2 separate regions of the Homo sapiens genome follow, and region 1 is linked to region 2. A link is a contact called in ENCODE Hi-C or POLR2A ChIA-PET data. All regions are on one chromosome and are shown on one strand. The core of a region is the stretch at or near the end of the contact, and the rest is flanking DNA. Distances in the headings are between cores, read along the strand shown.

Region 1 (6,661 bases), core at 4,131-6,630, 6.2 Mb before region 2:
CACACATGCACTGCTGTACATTCTGGGCTTTCTACTCCATTCCGCTGGCCTATATTGATCACTCAATGATCTGTATTTTCTATTAGCTTAAAGACAATTCTAATGTCTGACAGATAGAAGGTGATCAGTAAACCTTTGCTAATCAATTACTTTATTTAAAAAATTTTCTTTAAAAATTCTTTTGTACAGACAAGGTTTCACTATATTGCCCAGGCTGGTTTTGAACTCCTGGGCTCAAGCAATCCTCCCGCTTTGGCCTTCCAAAGTGCTGGGATTACATGGCTAAGCTACCATGTCTGGCCCTAGTCAATGAATGAACGCTGGGAATTCATGTCCCCCACATTAAAAGAGCTGTACTTGTACCTGTGAGATGCCTCGAGTGGAGCTGTAGGAACTGGTAATGGCATTGCGGCTGGAGCTAGGGATGCCACTTGCGTAAGCGCCTGTCAAGGAGCTCATGGAAGAGCTTCGGGATCTCTTATTCAAGTGGTCATCTGAGCTCTGAGAATTGAGGCCTCTCTTCAGAGACCCAGGCCTAATAAAAGAGAAGACAGTTAGATGCTTTATTGAAGGCAAAATTCTTTTACGATTTCATCCACGGTCATGACATCTTTCTTAATAACATGAAGGGAAGAGAATAATGCTTTTAATTTTTACTGCTAACAATCTGGCCAAATCTATCTGACAAAGTCAGTAAGAAAAGCCAAATATTTAAAACTTAAATGTATGATTTCCATTTATAGAATATTCTGGAAAATGCATACCTATCTACAGTGACAGAAGACAGATCAGTGGATGCCTGGGAACAGGGGTGGAAGTAAAGAGAGGGATTACAGGCATGTGGGAACTTTTGGAGGTGAAGGATGTTCATTATCTTAGTGGTGGGATGGTTCCACAGGTGTATGTGTGTCAAAATGTCACATGCTTTAAACAAGTACGGTCTATTTTATGTCAATTATATCTCAACAAAGCTATTAAAAAAAAATCAGAGTTAAGAGGAACCCATCATTTTACTAAACCTCCAATGGAAACAGAAATCTCCTACGCATCTTTTCTGTAGGACAGTCATCCAACCTGTTACAATATAGACAACTCTCTCCTAGAGTGACCCACGTCAACCATGAACCAGTTTATTCTTACAGTGGATTACAGTGTATTTCCTCTTTCACCCACGGATCCTATTTGAAGTCAAACAGAGCAAGTTATTTTGCTTCTTTCAAGGGACAGTCCTTTGGTTTTTTGGAGACCATTGTCCTTCCCTCACTTATTTCTTTATTCCCCCTGAGACTTTTCTCCTCTGGGCTAATACTTCCATACCTCCAAAACCCCAACATCCACCACCACCCCTTTGGGCTGTTGCAAATCTCCTTAACATCTTCATTGCTTCACTGGGAATGAATTTCCGTTTGTGTACATCCTCCCTCGCAGTGCAGTACACTGATCTGACCACAGTGCTCCACGGACAGTGAGCAGAACTACGGAAGGCAGGAATACCATCCACCTGCCTCATTCTAGTCTTTCTTCTAACAGCACAGACCAGGAGCACTTTAGCTTTCCTGGCGGCCACATCACACTGCTGACTCAGATGAGGTACCTAAGGTATCCTAAGTCTTTCCACACATACTTTTGAGCCACTTTCCTTTCCACCCAATTCTTCCTCCAATTTGTTTTTAAACTGACATGTAGAAATTTAACATTTAGGTTTCATACTGTTTTATCCACTGCACAAACTTTGCAATCCTTCTGTGTATGTGCTTGGTTATTAAATATATTTATAAAACCTCTTAAGTCTCAGCATATTTCATCCATATTAATGCAAGAACATTAAAAGGAATTAGACAGAAGGCAGTTAACTGTGGCAAGTTACTCAAAACGTTCCTAATTTCAAAGACGTGAACCTGAACCAATTAAGCAATGCAAAAAACAAAGAGGAAAATCTATAGGGCAACAGCTCTGATCAGGCCTTTTTCCAAACAGTTGGTATTTCATCCGGATGGACTCCCACTTACTTAGGCACAAAAGAAGCGGGGACTCCATTGGCCACCAGGGGCTCAAATGCTGAATGTCCACTGCCACTGCTATCATGGCGCCTGCGACAAATCAAAAAAGTCTCAATGAAATGACATGACTTTTTTTGTCCCTTTAAAGTGTATTCTCATATTTCTGGGACCTTATACTATCTCTATGGAGCACAGATTCCATGATAGACCAGAAAATGGTTGTTTAAAATCCCTAAGCTTCTGAAAGGTAAATTTTTTTTTTTTCAGACAGAGTTTCGCTCTTGTTGCCCAGGCTGGAGTGCAATAGCACGATCTTGGCTCACTGCAACAAACCTCTGCCTCCTGGGTTCAAGCGATTCTCCTGCCTCAGCCTCCAGAGTAGCTGGGACTACAGGTATGCACCACCACACCTGGCTAATTTCTTAATTTTTTGTAGAGGCGAGGTCTCACTATGTTGCCCAGGCTGGTCTTGAGCAACTGGGCTCCAGCGATCCTCCCATCTTGGCCTGTCAAAGTGTTAGGAGTACAAGCGTGCAGCACCACACCCAGCCTTATAAAATGGTGTTTCCCTCAAGAGTCCCATGAGAGCAGGGATTTTGTCTTGTCCACCGCTCTATCCATAGCACTTGGAGTAGGGTCCCATACACAGTGGGTGCTCAATAAATGCTCAGCCACTTCAACTTCCTTTCTTTCTATACTTAGAAAACTATTTATTTATTCCATTTTCATTAGCTTATTCTATAAACCACATAAGGATTTTTTTTTTTTGGAGACAGTCTCGCTTTGTCACCCAGGCTGGAGTATGGTGGCAGTCTCAGCTCACTGCAACCTCCGCCTCCTGGGTTCAAGCAATTCTCCTGTCTCAGCCTTCCGAGTAGCTGGGATCACAGGCGCCCACCACCACATCCAGCTAATTTTTGAATTTTTAGTAGAGATGGGGTTTCACCATGTTGGCCAGGCTGGTCTCGAACTCCTGACCTCAGGTGATCCACCCGTGTCGGCCTCTCAAAGTGCTGAGATTACAGGCCTGAGCCACCTTGCCCTGCCAGGAAATTGGTTTTAACCTCATTACTGATAAATCTACCAAACTCTAGTTTTCATTTTTCTTTCACAAGCATTTCCTTCAGCACAATTAAGACACTGGAACATGGAACTGGTGGTTACCCAAGTAACTGAACACCACAAAATTCCGACGGGAAGACTTAGAGCCTTCTTTCTTGAAAATAAACTTTAACACATTTCTACAAAAGTATGAGGGTAGCGTGGCTAATAGCAGTCAGCTTATCTCTACTACTCACGGAAAAGGTAAATTACAACATCGATCTAACCTGTGCCTTGAAAAGAGCAGCATTAAAACCCTTGTTATTAGATTCCTCCATGTAAGCCAAAGAAGGGGGCCTACGAAGGCTCATAAACTGGAGATGGCCTCTGTATCTATATGGGAATGTCTACATCTCATCCCATAGGAGTCCAAGCGCGAAACCGGCTTAGTACTCTCCTGAGCCTGTTACCTTCTTTTATTTTCCTGGCCATCAAGGAATATTTGGTCTTCTTCCTCCACTGTCCTTTTCTTCTCCTTCTCTTTGAGGGCACTCAGTACTGTCTCCTTTGCACATGGGTCTGGGGCGTTACTTGATGGTGAGGACAGTGTTGAGCTGATTATCTGCTCTGGTCTACAATGAAAGACAAGATTCTAGCTGTAAGATATTTTAATTCCCATGCCATATAGCACAGACTTCAGAAACAAGAAATCAGAAGCTAACCAACAGGCCAAAGTATAATTTATACACTCACAGCAGTTCCCGTTAGCAAGTAAAGCTACTTTTTCGTTAAGAGCAAAAAGTGAAAAACAAAAGGGTTTACTAGAATTTGGTATTTCTCATCAAATAAGCAGCTTCGTCCTTTCTTTTCTGCGTTGTAGTCATGTCATAGGAACAACTGGAGAAGAATAAAGTGGACACGAAAAGGGAGAGTATTCTTCCAACGATAATACTCACATCGCAGAACGCGAAAATCTTCTGTCAGGAGGGGCGATCCTCACAGTCACTGGGCTACACACCATCCTGGAGTTGCGAGGGGACAGCACAGCCTTCTTGTGATAACCATTCCAGCACACGGTGGGAAGTACCCCCAGACAGGAATACTGGGCCTGATGGATCGGATAGCGTCTTCTAGGTGTTATTACAAACCGATTTGGTAAAGTCCCACAATCCCTGCAGAGAATGCGAGACAAATCACGGAACCAAAGCAAAAAAGAATGTCAAATTTTTAAACGGTTAAAAACCCACCAGTTCAGACATTTTCCAAAGAACTTAAGTCTCTTTCTAAGCAACACAGAACACGGTGTTTTTATGGCAACTTTCCCTTATTCCATCTAAGGCCAGAGAGTGACAGCTGCTTAACAGCTGTCTCAACAATGGATTTCAACAGTTTGAGAGGGAAAATCTAAATCTAGACTACATCTAGGCTGCACTAAAATTCGAGGAGTTTTTAGAACTGGAAAGAAGAGAATCGTTTTGGCAACACAACATCTCATTCCAAGAGTCAGAGGCCAGGAGACAGCTGGCACACACCAAGGTGTTAAGGAGGGCAAAACCACACACAATCCCCTTGGGACTTGATGAAAAAGCAAATCGGATTTAAAAGTCAAGTCCTCGATTTCAAGCCAGCCGAGCCAGAGGATGATCTGACAAAATCAGCGCATCTTACCGTGGGGAAGGCCTCCTGGAGGGTCGGAGAAGAGGAGTGGGCAGAGAGGGGTAAACGTGGTGAGCGCGATGGGTCGGCGGGGAGGGCGGGGGGGAGCGCGGCGGTGGGGAGCGCGGCGGTGGGGAGCGCGGCGCCGGGCGGGCAGGTGGGCGGCGGCCAGGCCTATCCCGCAGGTCCTGGCCCTCCGGAGCGGCGGCGGGCTGCGGCGGCCCGGGCTTGCCCAGGTAACTGCCCATGAGTAGCAGTTCCGCAGGGTCAGGTCCTTCGAGCAGGGTCCGCGGCTCTAGGAGGTTTCCGTTGGCTGTCGACTTGGCCAGAGGCGAAGCGAACAGTGTTCGCCGATGACGCGCCTTCCGAACGAAGGAGGACAAGGGGCGCCGATGACGCGCCTTCCGAACGAAGGAGGACAAGGGGCGCGAACCTCGGGGCTCGCGGCTCAGTCCCCACCAGGCCGCGGTAGCCCCCACGGTCAGCCAGGCCAGTGCAGCCGCAGCCGGCACGAGGTACAGTAAGAGGCCAACCAGCGACAGGCCCAGGAGCACCGCCCTGGCCGGCCCGCCGCAGCCCCGGCCCCGGCCGTCCCTGACACTCGCTATGGGCCGCCGCCGCTCGCCTGCTCCAGCCGCCGCAGCCGCCGGAGACATCGCGGCTCCGCGCCGCGGAGGAGACTTAAATATCCCAGCGTGCACCGCGCCGCGCGTCGCGTCATCGCGCGCCCTCTACGTCATGCGCGCGCGACTCCGGGAGACGCTACCGCCCGGCAGCGCCCGAGACCCAACTGGTTTGGAAAATGCCGCCTGCCTTTAACGCCTGTTTCTGACTCTTGAGGTTTTCCGCGTGGCTCCCAGCGCCACATCCATCCGGAGGCGATCCCGTGGAAGGATCGCGTCCAAGATAAAAGGGCCCGAGACCTATGCTTACGTAATTCCTAATCCGTGATCTTTTATGGGGGCTGAATTCCCCTCCAGCACAGCCTGTTACCAGGTACTTTTCACAAACGCTACTAGCGGTTGTGAGTCCCTCCCCCCTCCATTTCTATGTTACAAATTGAAAACGTGGGACGATTACCTACCAAATTTCACATCATGGCCCAGATATCGGGTGGATTTTGTGGCTCTGTGATCGACTTATACCTATGCTAAAGTTAACGGTCTGAGAAGGTAGATTAGTGGTTGCCTAGGGCTAGGGAGTGGGTTTGGGGGTGGGGAATAGAAAGTGACTGGTCATGGTTATAGGCTTTTTTGTAGCACCATAAAGATAGTTTAAAATTAGATTGTGGTGGTGATTGCACCACCCTATGATTTGCATGGTATGTGAATTATATCTTAATAAAGCTGTTTAAAAAGTCTGGTAGTCTGCCAATACACTTTGGTGTAGTTCAGTTTCCTCAGCCATTCATTCATTGATTTATTCATTCCATTGTTTATGTACATTAAAGAGATTAAGGGGGAAAATATAGGATCTCTGATCTTTAGAAACTGTTTAGTTAGGAAGATGTGTAAGTAGAAGATTGCAATTCAGGCCGGGCGCGGTGGCTCACGCCTGTAATCCCAGCACTTTGGGAGGCCGGGGTGGGCGGATCACAAGGTCAGGAGATCGAGACCATCCTGGCTAACATGGTGAAACCCCGTCTCTAATAAAAATACCAAAAAAAAAAAACTTAGCCGGGCGTGCCGCCTGTAGTCCCAGCAACTTGGGAGGCTGAGGCAGGAGAATGGCGTGAACTCGGGAGGCGGAGGTTGCAGTGAGCCGAGATTGCGCCACTGCACTCCAACCTGGGCGACAGACCGAGACTCCGTCTCAAAAAAAGAAAAAAAAATTGCAATTCAGTGTTATCAGTGTGATAACAGGAAAAAAAAATAAGAAGGCCAGGCGCGGTGGCTCGTGCCTGAATTCCAGCACTTTGGAAGGCCGAGGTGGGCGGATCATCTGAGGTCAGGAGTTTGAGACCA
Region 2 (6,403 bases), core at 408-2,907:
TCTTGACTGTCCCTTCTCCTCAACTGGCTAACTTCTAGAGAGCAGAAACATGACTGCTTGGAAGGTCATTAAAAATTCAAATCCTGAACATTTCTTAATCCTGCGGATATGAATCAGTGACTCTTAAAAGCAAAATGTTATTTATCATTAAATATTAACAATATAATCACATTTTCTTGCATCTCTGGCAAGTTTCTTGGTACAACAATTTTAAGGAACAGACTCTTAGTTTTTTTTTTGAGATAGAGTCTAGCTCTGTCGCCCAGGCTGGAGTGCAGTGGCACGATTTCGGCTCACTGCAACCTCCGCCTCCCGGGTTCATGCCATTCTCCTGCCTCAGCCTCCAGAGTAGCTGGGACTACAGGTGCCCGCCACGATGCCCGGCAAATTTTCTTTTTCTTTTTTTTTTTTATTTGTAGTAGAGACGGGGTTTCACCGTGTTAGGGAGGATGGTCTCAAGCTCCTGACGTCATGATCCGCCTGCCTTGGCCTTCCAAATGCTGGGATTACAGACGTGAGCCACCGCACCCGGCCGGAACACACTCTTTAACAGCAGTTAAAGCCGCGCAATGGCTCACGCCTATAATCCCAACACTCTGGGAGGCCGAGGCGGGAGGATCACTTAAGGCCAGGAGTTTCACACCTGCCTGGGCAACACTGTGAGATCCCATGTCGAAAAAAATAATAAATAAAAACAAAGCAGTTCTAGGTTTAGAGGGGGGAAAGCAGCTCTCCAGGCCAAAAACCAACTCCCAAGGTGCTCCGGTAAACTCGTCCTGGGAAAATTTCCTACCTAATCTCAAAGGCAAAACGAGCCCACGGGCGCCCACGACACATTTCCCAACCGCAAGGATTGGTCACCCGCGCTGAGACACCGCCAGCTGCCTATGACCTAGCCTCCAAAGCGGCAGAGTCCCTCCCTCTCTCTCCCTAAACTGCCGTGATGGGCATCCCTCGGCTCTCCTCCCAGACGGTTCGGAAGCAGGGACTTCTGCTCCTAACCCCGGCCCCGCAGCCTCGCCCTCAGCCACGGGGTGGAAGTCAGGACCACAGGCTTCAAATCCCCTCCCAACTCCGGGACACTTCTGCCCCCTAGGGTGACGTGGGATCAAGTCCCCGCGCCCCTGCCGCGGCCGGGGGCTGTGGTCTGGGTCCGAGCGTCCCATACCAGCGCTTTCCGGGGAGGTTGTGGGAGGGGCCCCGTGCGACCACAGACGCTGCTTCGGAGCCAGCGGCCTGGACGGAAGGTGGGAGCCGGGGCGAGGGGAGCCGCCGGAGAGGGAGGCGGCCAGGAAATGCTCCGCGTCAGGCCGTCGGGGCTCGGCTGGCGCTGGAGATCCCGGCAACTAGCGTCTGGGACGGAGAGGCCGCACTCTGAGGATTAAGGGAGCCGAGGGCGGCCTGGAACGGGGAAGGCGGCGCTGACGGAGACGGAATGTGGGACGAAGGACAGCGGGAGGCACCGACGCGCAACTGCCCCAGCCGCGCGGATGGCACGGACCGACCGCCCTGCCACCCCCAGCCCGAGACGCCCCGCCGCCCCGCTCCTGTAGCTGAGAGCCGAGCAGCTCTCAGCCCCAGTCCGTCCGCTCCGTACCTCGCCCGCGTCTCCGCCGGCGTCCAAACCACCGCTCGCCCGCTTCGCCCGGGTAGGTCTGGGCTCCGCGGCCAGCTCCCGCCTCACACCCACCCTCCTGCTCGCCCCGCCCCCGGCACCGCCAGCGAACGCACGTTACGCGCGGCGCGTAAACGTCACTTCCGGGGCCTTTGACTCTGGACGGGAGGAAGTGCGAGTGGATCCAAAGGGTCGAGCGGAGTGGGGTACCGCCCTGACGCCCAAGAGCAAATGGAAGAGGGCGGCCTCCGGGGTAAAGGTGGGGCGCTGGGGAGCCCCGGAGAAACCGGCGTTTCCTAGTCTGTCGCTCAGTCCCTGCTTCCGGCTTCCGACGCGCAACAGCTGGAGGGCGACGCTGGCTCCGCGGCGACTCCTGGGGCTGCGGCCGCGGTGGTAGCGCGAATGGGAGGTGGAGCGGAGCTACTGCGCCGAGGGACGCTTCAGAAACTCTGTTTCAGTCCTTCGCGGATCCTAGGATGTGACAGGTGTTCGAGTTAAAAGGTCTTAAGGCGATCGGTTGATCCAAAAGCAGCTGAATCTTTAGGAGGCCCAGGCAGGAGGATCGCTTGAGTCCAGGAGTTCGAGACCAGCCTGGGCCACAGAGCAAGGTCACCATCTCTACAAAAGAAATTTTACAAATCAGCCGGACATGATGGCGGGCACCTGTGGTCCCAACTACCAGGGAGGCTGAGGTGGGAGGATCGCTTGATAGCCCAGGAAGTTGACGGTGCAGAGATCCCTCCACTGAACTCCAGGCCGGGTGACAGCAGAGCGAGATCCTGTCTCAAAAAAAACATAACCGACATCCAGAAGTGAAATAAATTAGCCAGTGTCACAAAGTATTAATGGTTGAGTCACAAATTGAATCCTGTTTACCTGATTCTTTACGTGATTCCCATGTAAGGAATGTTAAAAACAGTAAATACTAATTCCTCTGCGTCCTGAATGCCATGTATGGCGTAACGTGCAGTCACAGCAAGAAAAAAAAGAAAATACTATGCTGTGGCTGTGAGATAGACCTGGGTTAAAATCCCAGCTTTGCTAATTGTCGCTGTAGTGTTCTTGGACAGGTTGCGTAATTTTTCAGTCTATTTTTTTTTTTTTTTTTTTTTTTTTTGAGACTCTCACTCTGTCGCCCACACTGGAGTTCAGTCGTGCGATCTCGGCTTACTGCAACCTCCGCCTCCTAGGTTCAAGCGATTCTCCCACCTCAGCCACCCAAGTAGCTGGAATTACAGGCACCCGCCACCACGCCCAGCTCATATTTTTTTTTTTGTATTTTTAGTCGAGACAGGGTTTCACCATGTTGGCCAGGCTGGTTTTGAATCCTGACCTCAAGTGATCCGCCCACCTTGGCTTCCCAAAGTGCTAGGATTATAGGTGTGAGCTACTGCGCCCGGCCCGAGTTTCTCAGTCTTTATTCATTATTGGTAAAGTAGGGATTAACTGATTCGTTTCTCAGATTCTTCCTAAGTGCCTAATGTGTGCTACGCTGAGGGTACAACAGAGTATAAAACAAAAGTAAGGCCAGGCGCAGTGGCTCACGCCTGTAATCCTAGCACTTTGGGAAGCCGAGGCGGGCAGATCACCTGAGGTCGGGAGTTCAAGACCAGCCTGACCAACATGGAGAAACCCTGTCTCTACTAAAAATACAAAATTAGCCAGGCATGGTGGCACATGCCTGCAATCCCAGCAACTTGGGAGGCTGAGGCAGGAGAATCACTTGAGCCCGGGAAGCGGAGGTTGCAGTGAGCTGAGATTGCGCCATTGCACTCCAGCTTGGGCAACGAGTGAAACTCCTCCTCAAAAAACAAAACAAAACAAAAAAACACAAAGTACCTGTGCTGAGGAGGTGGAGGAGGGAATAAACAATAATTATTTACAGTAGTACCTTGGATGGTGGTAATTGCTATTACCAAAAGACAGAATAACATTTACTTTAAAGCTCTTAACTGACTTTTGTGATTACAGAATCAGGCAACACACCATTCTATAAACCATTCTGTGAAACAGAATGAGTGTTTCTTTTTTTTTTTTTTTTTTGAGTTAGAGTCTCACTCTGTTGCCCAGGCTGGAGCACAGTGGTGCAATCTCGGCGCACTCCAGCCTCCAACTCCCTGGCTCAAGTGATCCTTCTGCCTCCACCTCCCTAGTAGCTGGGATGATAGGTGTGTGCCAGCACACCCAGCTAGTTTTTGGGGTTTTTTTGTAGAGACAAGGTTTTGCCATGTCGCCCTGGCTGGTCTCGAACTCCTGGACTCAAGCAATCTGCCCACCCCGGCCTCCAAAAGTGCTGGGATTACAGGCATGAGCCTAGACCCCTGGGCCCAGAATGAGTGTTCAATGGGCTGAGCAGAAGAGGTTGGTGCTAAAGACAGAAAAGGCCTGAGGAAAGCAGTAACAAAAACTGAATATCATTTCAAAGTTTCTTTGTGAAGGTTAAGCTAGAGAGGACTGGCCGGGCATGGTGGCTCACGCCTGTAATCCCAGCACTTTGGGAGGCCAAGGCAGGCTGATCACCTGAGGTCAGGAGTTTGAGACCAGCCTGGCCAACATGGTGAAACGCCACCTCTACTAAAAATACAAAAATTAGCCAGGTGGTGGCCTGTACCTGTAATCCCAGCTACTCTGGAGGCCGAGGTGATAGGATCACATGAGCCTGGCAGGTTGAGGCTGCAGTGAGCAGTGATCATGCCACTACACTCCAGCCTGGTTGACAGAGCAAGACCCTGTCTCAAAAAAAAAAAAAAACAAAAAAAACAAAAAACACAACCAAGAAGCTTGCAGCTTTAAAATAGACCGGAGCGGCCTCATGAGGTGACCTGAATAAAAGATGAGGGAGCCAGCTGTGCTGCTATGCAAATATCTGGGCAAGAATGTTCTAGGCACCGAGCAGCAAGAGGGAAGACCCTCCTGACACCGCTAACCTGTTTAGCAGTAGCAGGCTGGGGCACGGTGGTAGGATCATGGCTCACTGCAGACTCCAACTCCTAGGCTCAACCAATCCTCCCACCTCAGGCTCACAAGTAGCTGTGACTACAGGCAAGTGCCACCATGCCTGGCTGCTATTTTGCTGTTGTTGAGAATGTGTTTTTCCACGTTTTAGTGTTAAGTGACAGGAACAACAGAGGTTTTTTAAAAAAGACTTTCCTTGGCAAAATTAAAGGAGAACAGCACTATATCAGTCTTTCATCTTTTTTTTAATTGTTTTAAACTACTGAAAGAAGTCTGGTAACCACTGCTACACACCATGCCTCCTTCCCATGGCAAGGCTGAGCCCCGAAATCCGGATCTAAAGGTACTCTCCATATTGTTTTAGACTGCCCCCCCCTACCCAGTCTCGTATTGCGTAGGATAGCCAGGTGTGGTGGCACACGCCTGTAGTCCCAGCTATTCAGGAGGCTGAGGGGAGAAGACTACTTGAGCCAGGAGATTAAGGATGTAGTGAGCCATGATGGCCCTGGTGAAGAACAGCCACTGCATTCCACCCTGGGCAATAGAGCAAGACCCTATCTCCAAAAAAACAGCCCCCAAGAAACAAAAAAACACCTAAAAATTAAATAAATACTGTAATACCAGCATTTTGGGAGGTCAAGGTGGGAGGATTGCCTAAAGCCAGGAGCTTGAGACCAGTCTCGGCAACACAGCAAGATTCTCTCTCTCTCTCTCTCTCTCTCTCTCGCTCTCGCTCTCTCTCTCTCACTCTCTCTCTCTCTCTCTCTCCCCCCTCATATATATATAATGATGATAATATCACCCACATCAAGTAAGAGCAGTGGAAGCCCCAGTGCATCAGCACATATATATATTTGTGTGCGTGTGTGTGTACGTGTGTGTGTCTGTATACGTAGGTGTCTGTGCATGTGTGTATAATTAGATAAATAAAAATAAAACTTTGTTTTGTTTTGTTTTTTGAGATGGAGTCTCGCTCTGTCGCCCTGGCTGGAGTGCAGTGGCGCAAACTTGGCTCACTGCAACTTCTGCCTCCTGGGTTCAAGCTATTCTCCTACCTCAGCTTCCTGAGTAGCTGGGATTACAGGCGCAAGCCACCACACCTGGCTAATTTTTGTATTTTTAGTAGAGATGGGGTTTCACCATGTTGTAGTGAGCTGGTCTCAAACTCGTGGCCTCAAGTGATCCACCTGCCTCACCCTCATCACCTGCCAAGTCCTACCCATTCTAACCCTGATAGCTCTTAAATCAGGTCTTTCCACCTCAACCTCATTATCACTGCTCTAGAGCTCAAGCCTTCAGTGTCCTTTCACTTCCTGAATTTACTGTCTTAGTGCTCTTGCTCACATTGTATTCTTTGCCCAAAATGCTCTTACCACTCCCCTTCTTCTTCTGTCTATAGGGCAAGTTAAATGGCCCCATATAGTGGTATAGGTTGTTCACTGCACTGAGACTATCCATCACCACCTCTACCTCATATGTGAAAGGACTTTTGCTAAAGGAACATTCCTGTCCTTGCTTTCCATCCTTGTTTCTCCTCTCTCAGTATTTTCTGCTGTGCTCCATAGTAATTTTCTGGGGATAGGGTTTATCTGAGAAAGTGTGTGCATGGGTGAAGACCTAGGGGGTCTGGTATTACCTATGACTAGGGGTCTTGAGTCTATCTAAGGCAGGAGTGAATGTCAGGATGCCCACTGAGGCTTTGTTTTTTGTCTTGTTTTTTTCCATCATCATCCCTTTCATTTCCTTTTCCTGTCTTACTGCATTGGCTAGGATCTCCAGTGCAATGCTAAATACAAGTTGTGACAGTGGACAGCAACCACCTCTACTCAATAA

What was found. Hi-C counts contacts between places; a loop is a spot of excess contacts on that map. ChIA-PET counts read pairs that join two places held with the same protein, here RNA polymerase II (POLR2A). Pooled maps may share reads with other maps.
Region 1: a loop to region 2 is called in a pooled map, with 10 times the contacts of the local background. The contact joins the promoter of POM121 here to the promoter of RABGEF1 in region 2. A Hi-C loop is called at or near these places in 4 of 50 pooled maps. POLR2A ChIA-PET finds 5 or more read pairs at or near these places in 2 of 52 experiments (T-cell and activated T-cell).

Annotation. Positions count from the first base shown.
Region 1 is chr7:72,923,814-72,930,474 of GRCh38, reverse strand. It overlaps POM121 (POM121 transmembrane nucleoporin), which reads right to left and starts at 5,380. Exons shown (of 13, transcript NM_001387691.1): 1 at 4,710-5,380; 2 at 3,998-4,213; 3 at 3,512-3,673; 4 at 2,010-2,090; 5 at 364-535. The coding sequence starts at 5,353. RefSeq lists enhancers at 3,039-4,238, 4,672-5,232, 5,233-5,794 and a silencer at 5,186-5,295.
Region 2 is chr7:66,735,987-66,742,389 of GRCh38, reverse strand. RABGEF1 (RAB guanine nucleotide exchange factor 1) reads right to left here and starts at 1,657. Exons shown (of 9, transcript NM_014504.3): 1 at 1,598-1,657. RefSeq lists silencers at 1,434-1,573, 1,594-1,863 and enhancers at 1,314-1,980, 1,994-2,043.